2 separate regions of the Mus musculus genome follow, and region 1 is linked to region 2. Evidence: chromatin loops called from intact Hi-C (ENCODE). Cell type or tissue: heart. All regions are shown on one strand. Links, peaks and the distances in the headings refer to the core of each region. The heading gives the core; the rest is flanking DNA.

Evidence for each region. Hi-C counts contacts between places; a loop is a spot of excess contacts. Peaks named below come from ENCODE experiments on the same cell type or tissue, not always from the same donor. Only the 100,000 strongest peaks of a DNase experiment are listed, where the experiment ranks them.
Region 1: it touches region 2 in a loop (4-fold over the local background); 2 of 42 quality-filtered maps call a loop at or near these places.

What each region holds. Positions count from the first base shown.
Region 1 is chr5:122,523,597-122,533,909 of GRCm38, forward strand. No RefSeq gene overlaps it. Among named protein-coding and RNA genes, the nearest start is that of 1700040P09Rik, 15 kb to the left of the region's middle. In heart, for the core only: no CTCF peak of the experiment used is centred there; DNase peaks (open chromatin) are centred at 2,085, 3,555, 4,325, 5,885 and 3 weaker places; H3K27ac peaks cover 6,326 bases.
Region 2 is chr5:122,580,554-122,590,866 of GRCm38, forward strand. All of the region lies in intron 11 of Ift81 (intraflagellar transport 81), which reads right to left. It also overlaps the pseudogene Gm18941. Among named protein-coding and RNA genes, the nearest start is that of Ift81, 29 kb to the right of the region's middle. In heart, for the core only: no CTCF peak of the experiment used is centred there; a DNase peak (open chromatin) is centred at 5,258.

The DNA.
Region 1 (10,313 bases), core at 1,581-9,580, 57 kb before region 2:
GGACAGCCAGGGTCTGAATGTCTGGGCACCACATGTGCACAGGGCTGGTGGAGGCCAGGAGAGGGCCTTGCATTCCTTGTTACTGTAGTTACAGATATGAGTTACAGATGTGAGTTACTGTGTGGATGCTGGGAACTGACCCTGGATGCTCTGGAAGAGCAGTCACTGAGTCCACTTGAAAAAAAAAATTTCTTGTGGATGTATTTGTTTGGATGTGCAAATGTCAAAGTACATGAATGGAAATGAGAGAGCAGCTTTTGGGAGCCGGTTCTCTCAACACGTGGGCTGGGGGACCAAACTCTGGTCATCAGGCTTGGTGGCAGGTGTCTATCTGTGGAGCATCTCACTAGTCTCGTTCTATCCAGTTTTACAGTAACTGCTCGCTGTCTACTCTTTAGTCCAGGCTGGACTTGAACTGTCTCTCTTCCTCAACCTCCACGGTGTTGGGTTTCCAGACCCAAGTGACTGCCACCTCTGTGTCCAATGACCCTCTTTTGTAGATCTGCAACCAGTTTATAAGTTACAAGAGGCAGAGGGGGTGAGAGGAGGGGTGTGGAGAGCAGGGGTGGATGGCAGTGTATGGAAGGAGTGGGCTCTCTGTTTTATACCATTTCTCTCACTAGTCTGTCCTCAAGAACAGGGCCTCCACCTTGTTGACCCTGGATTCCCACATCCAGACACAATGCCTGGAACAAAGGTAATGTTTCCGTGGGCACCAGCAGTGTCCGATAAATTTGGCTAAGCAACCCGAGGCCAAGTCAGGGAGGATTAAGCATTTGTCAAGAGATCTCTTGTTCAACCTGTCCTGTTGCTGGGCTTCAACAAAACAGTTCTGCTGGCAATGGGGATCCCTGCAGGAGGTGTGAAAGGTCACCAAGACCTTGAGAATGGGCAAGTCCTGGGAGGGGCTCCAACTCCCCTTGTGCTGTTGGATTTAGAGCCAGTGGCCTCTCTCTCTCTCTCTCTCTTTCTCTCTCTCTCTCTCTCTCTGTGTGTGTGTGTGTGTGTGTGTGTGTGATACACACTCCCCAGTGTTCCCTTCTACAGAGACTTCTCAAGGTCAAATCCAAAGGTCCTGAGGTTGGCTAGGCAGATGGGTGGGAAGGGGTGGGTGGAAAGAGAGCCACCCCAGCAGTTGCTGGGCCCTGGAGAGGGGGGATCGAGGTTAGTGCTTGAAGTTCAGGGAGCTCGTAGATCTGGTCTCTCAGGAAAAAAAACTAAAGCTCGTCCAGGAAGGGACCTCAGGCTTCAGCATGCCTCCCTGTGATTAATAACTACCTCACTGCCTCACCTAGCTGTCTACTGCGGCTTTTGGGTGGGGATCCTCTGCCGTCCACAAGGAAGCCTACAAAGGGTAGAGAACATGAACAGGCCCGGAGATCCTGGGCTGAGTCCAGGCCTTCCTGGCCTGCACTCTGGGAACCACAGGCTTTCTCTGCTTCTCCAAAGGCTCCTCGGTGTCTTTAAGTGAGCTGCTTATTAACCAGAGGACAGCAGGGCACAGGGACAGGAGAGCTGGGACCTGTGGCCAGTAAGTATACATTCAGAAGCAGTGTGGGCAAAGCTGATGGGCCAGCTGGGACATTAGACTGTGGTCTTTGTGGCTCCTGGGGACAGCCAGAGGAACAAGGGTCCTCCACCAGCATTGCATGCCCATAGAAGGGGACAAGAGTACCCTAAGTGGCTATGGGGCAGCTAGTGGCGCACTTGTTGGCAGGGCTGAGAGGTACTGGACTAAAATTTCCCTTTCAGAGCTACATGTGAGGGAGGCTCTTCCCCGGCTGTAGAAACGCCTCCACCCTCCTCCTTTGCTAAGAGACTTTTAAAGAGAAGGCCCTGGACACAAATGCTTGTGGCCCAGGCATCCTCTTCCCACACTCCACGCAAGCTGCCGTGGCCACCCCAATCTGTACAAGTGCTTCGGCCAGCTGGCTCCTGGGGGTCACGGCAGGGATGCAGAGCACCCCGGCACCCAAAGTGGCTTGGCCACAAAAGGTGTTTTTGTCTACGGAAACATGCATTAGCCGGGCTTTCAGCTGGGTCTTGGGTTTCTGGCTGGTGCTGATTGCGTCAAAGGGAATGGGTGGGAAGTGCTCCTGTTCGGCTTCACACACACACACACACACACACACACACACACACACACATACACACACAGAAGCAGAGAGACAGAGAAAGGGGGGTGAGTGAGCTTCGAGTGGCTGTGCTTAAGGCCAGTGCCTTAAAAATGATGATGTAAACACTGGCCAGCAGTTGGCCTGTGGAGCCCTTGGGGACCAGAGGAGAGAAACTGTCCTGACTTACCCTCCGCCCTAGGCTCTCCAAACAGAAGACCCAGTCCTCATCTATCACCTTAGAAGCTAAACAACTTCCTCAGACAGCTTTGAGGAGCATAAATCAGGAGCTGTAGCTTCTAAGAAGCCTGCGCAAGGCCTCCAATTCTACTATCCTGTCCTCACAGCGCAGGGGGGCTAAGTCACAGCCAGGGCTCATGCAGGCACACATACAGCGGTTCAACTTCTCCGAGTCTCCGTCCTCACTCATTGGTGGGTCAGTGCTATACCTGAGCCACAGGTATCGTGGAGGTTAAACAAGGAGACACCCTGGACATGATGGTTCATATCTGTAATCCCAGCACTTGGGAAATGGAGACAGAAAGACCAGGTGTTCAAGGTCAACCTGGGCTCCATAGTGAGTTTGAGGCCAGCCTAGGCTACAGGAGACTCTGTCTCAAAAACATAAATTAAAAACAAAACAGCAACAGAACAAAGAGAGAATTCACGCGGTGTGCTCTGTGCGGTCTGGGCTTCGGTGAGCGTTGTGGCTACATGCCCATCATCTCAGGGCCTGGAGGCCATCCCCAGACAAGAAAAAGCAGCAGCTCCCCTCAGACCCACCCAGCAAGAAGGCCGTGGGCCAGGACCTCAGCGGCTCACAATGCCCAAGCCTTCTTTCCCTTGCTCTGTCTCTGGCTAACCAGTGCCAGGCCTGCCTACTCCTGCCAAACTCTGTGGTCTCCAACTTATTTGAATTCTCAAAGAGCAGCCCAGTAGATACTTGGAGCCGCTGGAGGAGAGACGGATCCAAGCCTGCCTGGATGGCAGTACTACACTGTCAGTCAGCTTAGGTTCTAAGGTGGCCTGGAGAGCCGCGTTCCCACAGAGAGCGGCTTCTGTAGGCAGGCCAGGGAGCTAGCTGGCTTTGGTTAAAGACTCTTTCCTCTCATATATACTCGCATCTAAATGTGTCACAAGCAAGCGTGGCTCCCCAACAGGTTCCGACATGATGGCTTTCCTGTTCTAAGGTGATGGGACACCATCGCTTCCACTAGGATGGCACTGGGTCCCACTTGGGAAATAAGATCTGGAATGGGCACAGAAACGGCGGGTACCTGCCTGGTGTGGCAATGCCAGGACGAACTGTGGTATGTGGCACAGGAGCCAGGCAGGATGGGAGAGGCGGCTCCGAGTACAGTGACCTTTGTCCTGTTTGTTCTTGGAGAGGGCAGGCCCGGCTAGCACGGCCCTCTTCTCCCAGTGTCTGCCCGAGGCTCTTGGCTGCTCGAATGTTCTTTGGGCTTGAGGCAGCAGCCTAACTTTGGTGGGTGATAAGCAGGGAACCTTCCAGGCAGTTAGGACACTGTGGAGCCTCTGGGGTGACCCAGCAGGCACCGGACTAGGTGTTGTGTGTGCTCCTGCCCCCTCCCCTTCACCCCTCCCTCTGGTTCTTTGCCAGCTGAAGGCTTATCATTAACTAGACATCTAGGCAACCCCTGCCAATTTGGACACTTTGTCACTGGGAGGAGAGAGGGCTAAAGACCCTGTATCTGCTCCACACACCATTCTGTCTCTTCTCAGCTTTGTCCTCTTTTAGCCTTGCTCCCTGCCAAGGCTGCCTGGGTCTCTGGCTCCTGCAGTTGGACATAGACATAGTGATGATGCCTGTGTGATGGAGAGGCAGGGTACTCTGGCCCTTTCCCTGCCGAGCTTTCTGACTGAGCCTGTTTCACCCCGCCCCCTTCTTTTATTTTATTTTATTTTATTTTACTTATTCACTTTACATCCCACTCACTGCCCCTCTCCCGGTCACCCCTCCCACAATCTCCCAGAGCCCCACCCCCCTACCCACGGTCTTCTCCTCTGAGTGGGTGGGGCCCTCTTCTTTCTTAATTCTGAATGAAGCCATCAGGGCTTCAGACATCCCAAGCCAGGCAAAGCATTCCTCTTGGGACGAGTCTGAAGGCTTCTCTTCTCTTTCCTGTCCAAAGTTAGGCCTGGGTGACCACCCCTTTCGCATCACGGAGGGCACTGCCTCTGCCCGCTCTGCCCTGGCTGGCAAGAGAGCTCTAGAGGGTAAAGAGTATCTTTCCCTTTCACAAATAATCGAATCCAGCCGTGTGCTGGAGGACTCGGGTGTATTAATAGCAGATGTTTTGTTTTCCTACTCTGGAGCTTGTCCCTGCGTTCGCATAGACGATAAGAGTCCACACAGTGTTCTCTGCCAGGCACCCTTCTGCCCTCCCCCAGGAGGGGCAAGTTGGGGGCGCTTGTTCCTCTGTTTAAAGCCATTGCTGATTTACAAACTCTGAAAAAATAGACTTAAAAGTTTATGTTCGGTCTCTCTTGGCTACTGTTGCTGCTCAGCAAAGAAACCCTATATTGTTTAAAGCCTCCAGGCAAAAGGGTTGCAAGGCAACCTTCAAACAATAGAAAATACCCTAAACTAAAAATAAAAGCACCAAGACCTGGGAAGTGTGGTAGTGCTTCGGTGAAGTCGCCCTGCGGGAAAGGCAAAGGGGAAGGCTGTCACACCAACATGTGGGCCACTGGTACCCTTCTTGTCTGTGTCTCCTATAGTTCAAGCATACTGGGTCCCCCTTCTTCCTATGCCTGGACTCTCTGTCTTTCCAGTGTCCACAGCCCCCAAACTCAAGAGGCTCCTCTCTCTGTTCTAGGGAAACTTCCTAAGACTAACAATCGCTGACCCTGCCCTTTGTCTCTTGCAATGAAATAATCTCCCATCTCTAAGAAGTCCCTTGGAGGCCTAGGAAGGAAGCTGAGCTCAGGGTAGCATACCCCGGATTTTGGGAGTGCGCCCTGGGAGGGTCACTACTTTGAGGCTGGCCTGGAGTTGTTACACGGTGAGATCCATACAGACTAAAACAAGACAAAACACACAGTTCATAAAGGAAAAGTCCAAGGAAGAAAGGCAGGACTGAGGACAGGAGCTAGGACAGGCTGGGGCCAGAGCCCATTATGATTCATTACATGGTGGGAGGCTCTAAACTAGGGAAAGATCCTTGTACTTTGAGGAAGGGGCCTCAAGCCAAGAAGTGCTAGGCTCCTGAAGCTGGAAAAGCAAGATGGATGCCCTTCAGAGGCCCTAGTGGGGACTTGACCAGTCGGACACCCTGACCTCTGGATTTCTGGCCTTAGAAATTTAAGGCTACAGTCCTGTTTTAAGCCATCAAGTTGGATGTTTGTATAGCAACATCAGGAGACAAATACAACGTTGAAAGCAGAACCTGAGGCTCTCTGGTGAAGACAAGAAACCTGCAATTCACTCTTCAGCATGTGACACAGAGGGCAGACCCATGGGGACAAAGCTGTAAGATCACGGTTTCCCTTAAAGAGTCACAGGGTCATAAAAAGGCTATGCCCTCTCTTCTCTCTCCCTCCACTCACTACTTTCCTCTCCCCTGCCAGCAGGGCAGGCTGGGCAATAGAGTGTCCACCTGTCTGCCTTCAGCAGCTGGGATGTTGTATTTTATCCTGTAACTTGTGACCCATCCAACTAGTGACCCAGAAACAGACCAGACTGGAAAGGGAAACCAGAAGTTAGCAAAACAAGCCACCTAGTCAGCCCCACCTCCACTCCAGGCTGCTAGCCAGCACTTGCTGCAGACTCTCCAAGCAGGGAGACTTGCAGGCCCTCTCCTTTGTAAGCAGGCTCGCCTTTTCCCAGTCTGTTCCCTGAGTGAATGCCTCCTAAGGACTTGCATAAGAGAGCCCGTAAAAGCCTCCCACCTTAAAGCAAGAGGAAAACACTGGATTTTTGGAGGCCCCCTTGTCTCCTGGATGCACACACACACTCAAAGACCGGAATTTACTCTGTTCTCCCTACAATGCCAGGAGATAAGAACCATCGGTCCTGTGTTAGAAGTCAGAGCCCTGAATTATGGTGAGGATGAGTAACATGGTCAAAGTCACATGGCAAACTAGACTGAACCAAAGCAGGAGGCAGCTCTCCCGGCTCCAGAGGACCGGGGAGCACTCCAGCGGACCGGGGAGCACTCAGGCTTAGTCTTTGGTTGTGCAGGTCAGTAGGGCGTGGCCTCTGGGTAGGTGGTCCCGGCAGAATTATAAACCATTAAACCTGTCATTACAAGTCATTACTGATGTCTCAGGAGAAAGATTTTTTTGCAGGCTAAGGAGCTCTATAGAGCTCTCTCTCTCTGTCTCTCTCTCTCTGTCTCTCTCTCTCTGTGTATGTGTGTGAGTCTGTGTTTGGCAGGTAGCCAGGGGAGGAGGTATGTTGCTAGTCAACCATGGGGTCAAGGCAGGTGTGCTCTATACGTGCACATAAACGCACAGAGAGCGTCCCACCAGCATCAACATGACTCCCTCTCTAGCTTCTCTTTCAGCATCTGCTGCTTGTCCTCCTCCACTACTCTTCTGAGAGATCCTGGAGTCTAACTTCAGGAGCAATGCTAATCGACTCCACAAAGTCAATGCCAAGGACTGAGCTGGCCAAGGCTGAATAGCTGTGAGTCTCTGCGACCAGAGCAACCAGAGCAACCAGCACCTGCAGCCTGGCACAGGGGCTGAGCAGCTCAGCCCAGGGCCACCAGTCTTCTGACCTTTGACACAGACAGGCTCTGTGCGGGCACCCTCATTTCCCACTCTCACAAAAGGGTGCCCTTTGTTTCCTGCTAAAAAGCAAGTGAATGGAATGATTTGGTTTCAAATGGCCTGTTCGTCATAAGTATTTACAGTATTTTCATTTGTACTAGTCACCCAAGGGGGCTGTTGTGCAAAAATTTATGCACAGAGTTCTGTTAGGTGCCTCTCCAAGGGGTCAGGGTGGTCAAAGCTGTCCTGTGGTCCCTGTGTCCCATGGGACAGAGGTGGAGACAAGTAGCTGGCAAGGACAAAACCTGAATGAAGGACTGACTCCTGCTCTTTAACATCTGAGATGCCTGTGGGTGTGGGCTCAGGTTTAGTGACCCATCGGAAAGTGTTATGGGTCCTAGACTAAAAGGCGACACCCTTGAATGCCCTTGAATGCTGTGCACATATCTGTATATAAAGGAGTGGACATGGGAGGGAAGATGGGGACTGGGACAAAGGGGCAGGGAAGGTGGGAAATGTCCCCACAATCTCTATAAGACACCTGCTAAGAGTCCAAAAAAATACAGTTTGTAGTTGACACATCACGACTTGTAAGTGAGGAGGCTGCGAGCCTCCAGTTCCTGGGCTGTCTTCCTCACATAGTATCCTTGGGTGGATACTATGGCAAGATGCTTGTTGAGTAGCAATTTCCTCCAAGTTAAAAGGTCCATCCTAGAGGAGAGATCCTCTGAGAGGGATGCAGACAACTCACAAGTATCAGGAAGTACCCAAAACTAACCAGATTCTCAAGGCTCCTCCCTCCCTAAGGTTATATAAGCAGCAAGGGCTCCTGAGGCAAGGAGATTCTCCCAGGTGTCAAACTGACAGCTCCGGGGTTGTAAAGACAGCTCTAAGGTGGCAGTTTTTTTGTTTTTGTTTTTGTTTTTGTTTTTGTTTTGTTTTGTTTTGTTTCTGGTTATCACTCATGTTGGGGTAAGCTGTTGGTGATACAGCTGTCGTTGACTCATCCACGGTCCTGTAAGCAATCTCTAACAGATGCCTTGGTTAAACAGGTTGAGCCCTGGTGGTATTATTACTCTGTCCTTGGATTCCTACGGGGTGAGCAGATGTCAGCTCATGTCTCCCCAGGAAGACTATTTAAGTGCCCCTACTTCCCACCTCTGTGGCCCCTGAAGAAAACTATGCCTTACTTAATGGCCTCTCTACCAACAAATGAAGGAACTGGGCCTCTCACCCCCTCCAGCAATTCAACAGTATTCACTCACTACTCCCCAAAGCCGGAGAGCAAGGCAGCCTCAGTGACCTAGCTACAACAGACGCTACTCACACACTCAGATGTGAAATCACCTGAGTCTTCCATGCCTTTCTGGGCTCCCCATAGGGTTTCTGACTATCAACTGGTTATCTAACATCCATGGGTAACTGAAAATCCGTGGCCAACACAAATATTTCCAGCCCTATGATCCGGGCTTTAGATTTTCAAAGCTTTTCTTCTAAATTGGGTGAGAGGGAGCTGGAAAGATGGCTCTGTGGCTAAGAGAGCTTGCTGGTCTTTGAGAAGGCCTGGGTTCGGTTCCCAGCACCCACATGATGGCTCATGACCATCCTTAACTCCAGCTGCATAGGATCCAACAACACTCGCCGGGTGTGGTGGTGCACACCTTTAATCCCAGCACTCGGGAGGCAGAGGCAGGCGGATTTCTGAGTTTGAGGCCAGCCTGGTCTACAGAGTGAGTTCCAGGACAGCCAGGACTATACAGAGAAACCTTGTCTCAAAAAACCAAAAAACAAACAAACAAACAAACAAACAAACAAACAAACAAAAAACAAGGATCCAACACTCTCTGACCTCCAGTGGCACAAGGCACACATGTGATGTGCGTTCATTATGTATATGAGGCAAAATACTCATAAACATGTGGTAAAGTAAATCTAAAAATAAGAAAAAAATGAAATCCAAGCCAGATTATGTCCTCCTCCTGCTCAGAGGCACTGAATATCATATCAGCGTGTTAAAAAATAAACTGTAAGACAGGCGGGGTGGCTCATGCTTGTAACTCCACATCCAGGAGACAGGCATGAGGCCTGTCATGGGTTTGAGGCAGCTTGGGCTCCACAGCGAGGTGCTACCATGCCCTCCCCCTATGAACGCTATTTCCCTCCCCTTGCTTCAGCTTTCATCACCTAGGCTCTGCCCTGGTCACAGTGGACATTTGCTGGTCCTTACACACAAAGAACTTCCTCCAGCCTCCAAGCCTCTGCACTAGATAGAGCACTCCCAGGTGAAAGGCTCAGCCTACTGTCCACAATGGCTTTGTGACTTGCGTCTAGATTTAAAGGATTCTTTTTCGGAGAAACTTTGCTTGTGTGTTTCATCTTAAATGAAGGGAAAGTGGACTTAGAGGACTGAGTCACCTGGTTCGATCACTTGGTGTCTGTTGCACTTGGGAGTACGATCCAGGGATGCACAGGGCTCCTTCCCTTCTAGACAGGACCTCAGCATCCACTGTCGTGTCCAGCATAGACCACGTGTCCCATAAAAACTGATGGATAAGGAGTAAAAATACAACCATTCCATGCAGCTAATGAAAGTGATAAATAAGGATCAAAGGTAAAGTAGGAATCCCAGCACATCTCTCTCTCTCTCTCTCTCTCTCTCTCTCTGTGTGTCTCCTCTCTGTCTGCCTGTCTCTGTCTCTGTCTCTGTCTCTCTCTCTCTCTCTGTGTGTGTCTCCTCTCTGTCTGCCTGTCTCTGTCTCTGTCTCTGTCTCTGTCTCTCTCTCTCTCACACACACACACACACACACACACACACACACACACATCCATTTAGGAGAGAGACACTCCAGGAATAGAAGGGAGTGTCCCAGTCTGATAAACTGTCTACTACACAGACACGGCACACATCCTAGTTAATGGCGAAGATAAGCGGAAGAGACCCAAGCTCACGACGTCTGTTGGACATTGCTCCAAAGGTTCTAGCCTGGGCAACCAGCTTTGGGGAGATGTGAAGGTGCAATACAGCTGCGACCCAGGTTGCCATGTAATGATGAGAGAGACAATAACAAGTGATGTCGGCCGGGGGTTGGTGGCCCAAGCCTGTGATCGCAGGATAGAGGCACAGGAAGATCCAACAACTGAGGTCAGTTCAAAGCTACCCTGTACTAAATGAGACTTTGCCTGAAAACAAACAAAACAAACAAACAAACAAAACAAAACAAAACCAGAAACCCAAGCCAAATCAGCAAAACCCCCAAACAAACAAACAAACAAACAGGAATAAAACACAACACCCCCTGGCAACAATGTGGATGTGTGGGAATCTTCAGACAGTGCTTCACTGGGCAGAGGATGGCTTGGAAAACAGCTTGCAATTCTTTTGAGAAGTTGAACATGGAGGTGTTGTTTGACTCCAAGAGAATGGAAAACATGGCCACACAGAAGCTGAATGCTCACAGCAAC
Region 2 (10,313 bases), core at 1,501-9,500:
CCTCTGGCACAGAGACAACTCATCCCCAAGTGGCCACAAAGGAAGTCACTAATGCATTCTTCCATCAGGATAGTGGAGTAAAGAACTGATGAGACCCCATCCCCTGTCTTGGCTGGCACGCTGATCCAAGACAGGACAGGGACAGGAGCTCCATTCCCTGCCTACAGTCCATGTTTCTGCATCTGCCTTTCTCCATCAGATCTACTGGCTGTTCTGAAATACTCTCCCTTCCCCCTTTCTGGGCCCCTGAAATGGAAACTTAAGGGTTCTTTGGAAAGTCAGCTGTGTTGGATGGTGTTTTGCTGGGGCAAACAGGCGAAGGAGTTTTTCAGGCAGACTCATGAAGGAACATTCTGCTGAAGACACAGGAGAAAGGCTGTTCTGCTAAAGCAAGCACGTGAAAGGACACATGATGCAAGAGTCTTTGCTAATGGCGCACATGTATTGGTCCGCCTTACATTGTGTAGTGGAGCTGCATTTGTTGGGACTCCATAGAAACGCACCAAAAACCTTCTGGTGGTGTGCTACAGCTTCTTGATGCTTCTGCAGACTCAGGCTGATTGGCAGAGTGATGTCAGCTGAGACAGACGCACATGCTGAGGCAAGACTCATGGAGGACATGTGAAATTTGGAGGGATTATAAAAAGAACGACCAGTGACAAAGGCTGAGTTTGGCTGATGAACAGTGACAGAGGCTGAGTTTGGCTGAGGTAGCCTTAAATGCTTGCTGGTCTTTTGTCTTCGCTGCTCTTTGCCCGCTGAGATACAAACTGAAAACTTCTCCTGATGTCCCTCCGGATCCCTCCTACTGACTCGTGCCAAGACTGATGCCTGTTTCTCTCTGCTAGGTACTGCTGCTGATTCGAGTTTGCTACTGAATTAGACTATTAGTGTATCCATGAAGTGTTTGCCAGTGGATTGAGCTGTCACTGCTAACCTGTAAACTGAACTGCCGATTTCCAGACAACACAGATAGGAGCTGCTCCAAAGAACCTTTCTATAAGTAGATTCACTTCTCCACCCTCCCACTCTGTATCCTTTCTTTCTTTCCCACTACCTCTGGTGGGCTATAGGCTAAAAGGGAAGCTAAAACATTTAAGAACCATCATTAAAAATAAGATTTGAAAGACTTCTCCTCCCACTTTTAGGCTAAAAGGAGCCTGCTGCTACCACCACCGTCCTGGGTCTGTGAGCACTTGGGAAAAAGTGCTTCAAAGTGTTCTCATTAAAGTAACTGCGGACATACTTCAAAAATATTGCTGAATTTTACAAGCCAGACTGATCAAAGAGGTAAGTAAATGACCTTTAGAGGGAAGGGAGGTGGTAATGAAAGTTGTGTGACTTTTATATTTATTTCTGTCAGCAAACACGGGTTAAAATATCAACAGTGCAATTCCATTGTTTAAATAACAACACACTGGTCCTAAATGAAAGGGCTGTTGTTTTGCTAATGACACACATATACTGTTATAAATAATTTTTTGTTGTTGTTGTTTTGATTTTTTGAGACTGGATCTTACTATGTAGCTCTGGCTGTCCTGAACTCACTATGTACACCAGACCAGACGGGCCTCAAACACAGAGATCCACCTGCCTCTGCTTCCCAAGTGCTGCGATTAAAAAAGTACACTACTACATCTGGCAAATGAATGCATCTTAACATAAAAAATTAGTTGAAATTTTTCTTCTTAGATTATGCTTGAAAGATAAAACCTTGACTAGGCAGTGGTGACGCACACTTTAATCTGAGCACTGGGGAGGCAAAGGCAGGAAAATCTCTGAGTTTGAAGCCAGCCTAATCTACAGAGTGAGTTCCAGGACAGCCAGGGCTACACAGAGAAACCCTGTCTCAAAAAACAAAATCAACAGCAAAAAAAAAACCCTCCACCACCACTGCCTAAAAACCTTAAATGTTCTATGCTTAGTTATAAAAGTTTTAAAAATATATGCCCTAGAGTGGAGCTGGAGAGATGGTTCAGCAGTTACAAGCACTTAGGGTCTTAGCAGTCACATGGGCGTTTACAACCACATAGCTCTGGTTCTAGGGGATCTCCTGCCCTCTCCTAACTTCTGAGGGTACCAGGCACATACATACATACATACATACATACATACATGTATATGTACATATAGACACACACACATGCATGTGCTACACAAACACACATGTAGAAAAACACTTATACACTTTAAAATAAGTAAATGTTTAAAATGTAGAAGAGGCTATTTAAAATAGTTCTAAAGAAGAATAATTCCAAAGTAGATGTTTCCAAGAATCACTGTAAGCAGCTGGCAGGCAGCACAGCAGGAAACAGTCCCTGCTATTTGAGCCTGATGGCCTAGGTTCCGTCCCGAGAGCCTATGCAGAAAGCCCCATGTGTCCGTGTACATCTGTGATCCTAGCATGTCTGAAAAGTGCCAGGAAGCAGAGCGGAGAATCGTGCAGCTCAGAAACAACAGAGACGGCAATGCACAGGAGGCAGGAGGAGAGAACCAGCTCCCAGAAGCTTCCTCCTGTGTCTACGCCTGTGCTGGGCATGTGCATGTGTACACACTCAAATTAATAGGCAAGTCTTTTATTAAAAGAAATCAGTTTCATGCTAATGAGGCACTTGCAGCCATGCCTGACAACCTGAGCTCTAACCCTGGGACCCACAGAGTGAATGGAGAGATTTGCCTCCCTCATGCCATCCCCTGACCTCCACAGGTGCTCTGTGCACACAGATATATTCACATGTAAGGAAATGAAAAGGTAAATTTAAAATGAAAAGAATGACTTCCAAAGGAAGTCATTCCAAAATTTAAGCATTTTATCTTTAAAGACACAGTGTTTCACTGCGTGTGTTCATGTGTGTGAACTTGCACATGTATGTGGCTGATATCACACCAGGATTTTATTTGGTGGTGGAGGACACTGACTGGGGCCCTCATGTTTCAGCAGCAAACACTACTGACTGTGCCACCTTGCCAATCACAAACAAAATTGTAAAGGTGTGCCTGGTGCCTGCGGAGGTCACAAGAAGGCAGCAGGTCCCCAAGAACTGGAGCTAGGAGTAGTTCTGAACCACTGTGTGGATGATGGGAACTTGAACCTGGGTCTTTTACAAAAGCTTAAACAGAGTGCCATCCCCAGGCTTTAAACGATTTTAGTAGTAGTAGTATCATCATTATCATCATCATCATCATTTGGGGTGTGTGTGTGTGTGTGTGTGTGTGTGTGTGTGTGTGTGTGTGCACATGCGCCTAAGTGTGTGTGCAGGTTCCCAGAGGCCAGAAAACAGCATCAAATTCCCAGAGGCTGGAGTTACAGGTGGCTGTGAGCTGCCTGATGTGGATTCTGGTCCTTCCAAAGAGCAAGTAGGTGCTTTTAACCAATGAGCTATTTCACCAGTCAAGAGACTTGTTTGAAAAAAACAAGTCATTTTAAAGGGGGAAAATAAAGGCATAGGATATAAGCAATACATTTGTGCAAGATTAAGATAAAAGCTTCCCATTTTGCACTGTAATAGGTCACCCAAACAAATGTGTCCTCATTACAGTGAAACTCCAAGCCTGCCATTGGGTAGAAAAGTGCAATTCAGTACTATCATCAATCCTGTGTACCATTATACACATGGAATCCAATGTTGTCATTTGGGAAAGAGCAGCCCCCACTGTGAATGCTTAGGTCAGTAGGATTCATGCTTTTCGGTTTAGGCCGTAGGTGCTAAGGGAACACGCTCTTATGTGGAACTAATCTATCTGCAGGCACTGGGGTGGGTAATGGATTAATGATTTACAGTGCTAGCTGTGCCTTTAGGAACAATATTATAGACTCAGCTCCTTCATGATCGAAATGGAATTTGACAAATGTTCTTTCTCCTTTTATCTGCTTACTGTGTTCCTAACCTTTTACAGTAATGATCAGAATCTGGGCTGACCTATTCCTGACACTTCGCAAGCCCACCGGGAACTACAAAACAATTACTGGACTTTCAACCTCGTTCTGAACACTTACCTGAAAACAAGAATCTGCCCCTACTCCAATTTTTTTTTTTTTTGCTTCAATATCCAGCATGAAAATTTTATTCTGAGCAATTAAGCTGGAAGGGTTTCACAAGACAGCTACACAATAGGAATGAACGTTCTGCTGCTCAGGACTATGAAGAGCCATGCATAGTTTAAAGGAGAAATGAGAAATTCCACCAAGCTCTCAAGTTTCTTCTTACAAGTGGACCAGAATGAGTACTGTCTGTTCTCAAATCCCATTAGTCCAACCCCCGTGCTAGTTTCCATGTCTCAATTAAATCACATCTTTGCCAATTGTCTGGTCAAATGATATTTAAATAAAAAGTGCATAGAAATAGGCTTGAGGGAGCTAAAGAGTTCAGGGATGGGATGCCACTATGTACAAACAACATGCTGTGTCCAAAGATAGCATTCCCATTGGTCAGGCTATTTTTCCGCTCACAGGCTCAGAAGTTTGCTCTCAGAGCTGCTACCTACTCTAAGCAAAAAGAAAATGTTTCAAAGCAACCTTTGTTTTCTGCTAAAATGGCCGTCTGTTCACAACACCCAGCATAACCAGTGTAACATAAACACGTACACAAATACTATCCCAACCTTTCCCAACCTGTTAGTATTACATTTTAAACTTTAAATTAGAAAATCTCAGCAGGCAAGCATGAACGATGTAATTATGTGCATATGGTAGTAGCTAGTTAGCTGTGCCCTCTTTACAGTCTATAATGAACAGTGTTATATGTGCTGGTTGCAATCAGCCTTAAGCAGAGGCTGGCCCAGGAATGTCTATCTTAAGAGAGCGGACCACGCCCTCCCAAGTCTCTGTGCTTCTCCTAGGAATCAGACCACCAGCTCACAGCTCACTCTAATGAACGCTTCACCTGCCGTTAATGTTCCAAGAAAAAAGCTGAAAATCTAATATTGCCTGCATCACATACTACTTCTATTATAGTAAGCTGAGCCAAATTTATTTGGTCCAATTTTGTTCTCTGTCTTAGGAAATTTTAGGACCCATAGGCCCTGCTATGATAGAGAACAATGCGATTTGAAAGGCTCTAAAAATACGGCAGGCAGGCAGGCTTGCCTCGGCTCACTTGGAAGGGCGGATGATTCAACCACAAGTGTCAAAATTTGGTTCCCAATTTTTCGGGAACTGACAGCTGCAGCAGATCTTGCCAGGATTCCCTTATCTCCACGCTGCTTCTCTTTGAAGTCCTTAAAGAAGATTTCATAATCTTCCCTATTTAGCTCTAGGATTTCTGGTGGTGGCTGCAGAATGAAATGCTTGGCTGTTTTTAAAGCTGCTTATAATAGTATTTGACTAAGCACATTTTCCGAACTGCCGAGCGTCTGGTGATGGTGGGGAAGAGGGTGCAATGGGCTGCACCCAACGGTGACCTCTCAACCCATGGACCAGGGGAACGTACACACCCTTCAGGTTCATTTGGTGCTTTAAAAGAATTTAGACCCAAAAGACATACTCCAATCTGAATGAAAACCCTGGGAACATAGCCTACAAGCTTAGATTGTTGACTAAAAAAATGGCAAAATATCACACCAAAAGAATTGGCTACAGGCTACCATATTAAATAGCAAATTTAACCTTGTGATCAGGATTATAAAACTACTTGAAGATGTAAACAGCCATGGCTAGGGTGAAGAATGATTAATTTTTCTCATCAACTGAGGCTTGCAAAATAGTGCCAAGACATTTGTTAATATTCATAGTCTGATTTAAAAAAAACAAAAACAAAAACAAACAACTTTTCAATGGACAGGCAGATCTCTGTGGGTTTGAGACTACCCTGGTCTATATATTGGGTTCCAGGCCACCTAGGCTGCACAATGAAACCATGTAGATAGAAATGGAAGCAGGGGATGGGAGGAGGGAGGAAGGAAGCAAGGAAGCTTTCATTCCAAGTGTCTGGTACCCAAGCCGCATCTGTGGTCTTTACTGTTTCCTGACTTGTGAGCTCAAGAGCGCTACAGACTATAACGGTCCACAGAGACTGCTGTCAGCATAGCATATGCTGGAGAAGGCCACAGTGAAGGTGTGAGCAGGAAGACAGCATCAGGGAGTGCATCCTAGAAGAGGCTCCCCTGGAGCTAACACCTTCCTGTTACTTGTAGAGAAGCCCACTGACAGCAGCACCTGCCACCAAGACACCGACACTGTCTTGGTCCTGCCTTCTCATTACTGCTGCTACTGGTGTAGCTGCTCTAGCTCCATCCCAATGAGACTTCTGTGTAATACATGTAAACACTTCAAAACAGAAAAGGTAAGATCACTTAAGATCTTGTTCCAATACTCAAAGTTGTCTTAATTTGGAATAATGGCAGTGACTTGCACTTTAAACCATATATGGATTTATGTTATTGTTTAGATTTAAATTTTATTTTTATTTTATGTGTGGAGTGTCTGCCCAAGTGTGTCTATGCATCACGTAAGTATGGTGTCCATGAAAGGCCAGAAGAGGGTGTTGGATCCCCTGGAATTACAGATTCCATGTGGATGCTGGGAATTGAACCTGGGATCCTCCAGAAGAGCAGCCAGTGCTCAGAAACACTAAGCTGCCTCTCCAGCCTCCATATGAAGATTTTTAACCAGAATCTAATATCAAACTAACTTACAAATTAAAGTGTGTTTTCTCTTATAAGTGATAACATTTTGAAAAGTCACACTGAGATATTCCTATATGCTCCGTGGAGGGTGATTCCCACCTATTTTATTCATTGACTTTCACTCTTAATTAATTAACTAATTAATTTAGCTTTAAGACAGGATCTCTTTATGTAGCCCTGGCTGTCCTGGAACTCACTCTGTAGACCAGGTTGGTCTCGAACTCAGAAATCCACCTGCCTCTGCCTCCCGAGTGCTGGGATTAAAGGCGTGCACCACCACTGCCCAGTAACTTTCAAATCTTTTTAACATGAAATTTTATTCTCAAACAAAGTCTTATTTTCGTTGTTCAGATAAAACAAATGAGGTGGCTGTTCTCAACAGAGGATGTGAACATGCCCCCCCTGTCTGCTGGGACCCTTCTTCTAGATGTTGCCCTGCTATAGTGTGAAAATACAATGTTGAGCTTGAGGAAAGGCTATACAAACCCCAGATACCCTGAGCCACTCAAAACCCATAAAAGTTACAGAAAAAAATGTTAATATTATCTAAATTACAAAGTATCTGAGGAAAACAAAAGAAACTAACACCATAAAGGAATTTGTTAACTCAAATAAGAAGCTAATAGTTAAAACTGTTCCATGGCTAGAACAAAAAAACTACATTAGAATGTGTCAAAAATATATGCAATTATTATTTTTAGAATCTACACAGGTGTTTGAGGAGATTCTTTGGCTTCTACTCAAAACACAGTACAATGCTACTCAAATTTCTCAAACCCACAGAACAGTATTTCTGTGTCTGTCTCCAGAGACAGGCCTGACATGATTTAAAGATGCATTATCACTTGTTTCTCTCTGGAAGGGTTGGATTGGGGATAAGAAACAGTCCGACTTTCATACTATAACAATCTATTCAGGAAGCTGGGCAGATTAATCAGCTCTGCAGATAAGCGCACTGGCCGCTCTTCCAGAGGACCCACATGTGGCTAACAAGTCTCTGTAACTCCAGGGGCTCCATCTCCTTCCTCTGGTCTCCCCAGACACCAGGCATGCACATGGCACATAGATACACATACAGAAAAAACTCACATACACATAAAAAGTTTGAACTGGACTGCACTGATCTTCTACATGTCTCTTACTCTAATCACACTAACAAGATTACCATCACAAGTACATTCCTATTGTTGGACATCCATTACCAAAGATATGGGTATTTGAGGTTTTTGTTAACTTGTTTGCCATTCATTTTATTTATTTATTTATTTATTGTTACCAAAGGTATGTTTTTAAAGACTGAGCACATGGCAATGGCTCAGTGAACAGCTGCTACAATAATTCTTACCAGCACTGTCTTACTCCATCTTGAATCTAGGTTATGTATCAAGTAGAAAATTATTTCATAGTTTTCTAATAGCTCCAGTTTGAACGCTGCTCTCAAATGTTAAGCTGTGAACTAGAGTTTTAGTTTCCACAATATCCACGCAGTGATAACGAGACCAGAGAAGTCTCAGAAGCCAACGCACCGGAGCGTCTGGTGCTGTACGGACCCTGTAGGCACTAATGCAGTCAGTCTTCATCGTGAGCAGGGAAGACACACCTAGTCATCTGGCATTAACCATCCTGCACACTCTGTACATTCACACTTGCCGATGTGGATGAGTGGCACTCAGACGACGCCAACGTGCATTAAACCCCCCCCCCCATAGAATGATGGCTCCACGTGCGACGTGGTGACTCAGCCCGCTTTGTAAGAAGCTTTGATATCAAATATTTGATGTGTTTTTCCTAGAGACCATCATCCCCATTTTACAGACGGAAAATCCTCAGAAAAGTCAAGAATCTTTTCAAGGTCAGTAAAAACACAGACCGTACTTTGGACAAGTCTCAGCTGTGCAATGCTCTCCCTGGATGCACTTAAGCGGTCCTCACTCTGCACGAGGTTCTGTCATGGCATCCTTTATAAACACTATACAACCAACCCATCCTCCCTCCTTCCCCACCTTCTCTCAGAGTCTATGTAGTCCATCCAAGCTGGCCTGGCACTTGCTATGTAGCCCAGGCTGGCCTCAAACTTCTGACAATCTTCCTGCCTCAAGGCACTCCTGAGTGCTGTGTTTACAGGCACAAGCCACAAGCAGGCAGCTTCGTGCCACTCTCTCTTAACACCCTCTCATCAAGTGCTCCGATAGGTAACATTTAAGTAAGAGGGGTTGAGTGACTACCATGTGATGCCAAATAAGAAACTCCAGAGAAGGCCGCCCATCTTATGTAATGTTAAGTAGAGCAAGCTTCCTCCCCTTGCCCATATGGTCTATCCTCTATCAAAGTTGAAAATAAAATTGGTCTACCAAGATTTGTTCTTTAGAAATTACGCATAATGTTCCCCAATACCTTCTGTTCTCTTAGGTAAATGCCAAATAATTTACTTGATTTGTTCTAGTTTTGATCACACATTTCTCAAAAATTAAGTTGACCATAGCAATTCCAAAGCTATCTTTTTCCACTTAAAAAGTATTCTTGGTCTGCTGTCAGATACCTCTACACAACATGATGTCTTGAAAATAAAGGCTTACAGCTTGTCACTGGGTTCCTTCCCCCCACATGTGCATAGAGAGAATGCCCAGTGAGCCTGAGGCAGGGTCCACAGCACTGTGGTCACAGCACTTGCCCTGGCACTGGGCCTTCACAGTTGATAAAACCTAGGAAGCAGGCAGGAGTCTCCTACCCAGCTCCTGAAGGATGTGTCGACCACATGCTGCCTCACTAGCAGTGCTGCTCCCTTTAGACTGAAAGCCACGTTGGAAAGCTACAGTCAGAAGCTCAGGGGACACTCTGCAGCAGAGGAAGAATCCACTTGTGCTGGGCACAGGGAAGGAACACGGCCAATTTTTCACAGTATTAACTCAAGAACTTCTCAAAGTCCAAAATGAGGTTTGGCTATGTGCAGCTTTTCAAAGGAGCCTCTGCTGGGGTCTAGAAGCTAGAGAATACAGGCAAGGTGTTGGAGTCCAGCTGTGGCCTGCCACTTGAACTGCTACGTAAGAAAGCACTGGGCAGAGACAAGACTCTGGGCTTTATTCAAGATGTCTGGCTTTACCCTCAGCTGCACTTGAGCTAATTTTATGGAAAACAATGAAGAATGGTATTTTGCTACTCGAGTTCAGCCATCAGCAATCAAGATTAACTGCCCCACTAACTTACAAGTCTGACGCCATAAACGCAATTATTAAAGCATTGCTCAAAACGCAAAGGGCATAGGAATGTAGCATTTTAAAACAGATAAACATGCAGGATGAGGTCACTTTCACGGTTGTTAGTCAAATGCATACTACTAACAGCAATTTAGTAATAAAGCTTTCTTACTTTATTAATCAACAAAGACAAATTCTTATCTATTTGATTCTACTAGGTTTGCTTTGCTTTTATAATTTAATACTTAAATAAATCCAATATTAAGTCATTAAAATGTAAAAGCACTGGTGATGGAGAGATGGCTCAGAGCACGCCCTACTCTTCCAGAGGACTGAGTCTGGGTCCTAGCACTGATATCAGGTAGTTCACAACTACTGTGACTTCAGTTCTACGAAACACAACACCTCTGGCCTCTGCAGTCATGCATGCTCACAAGCACACCCTCCCCACACACACACACACAATTTAAATCAAAAGACAAGTGAAACTCTGGA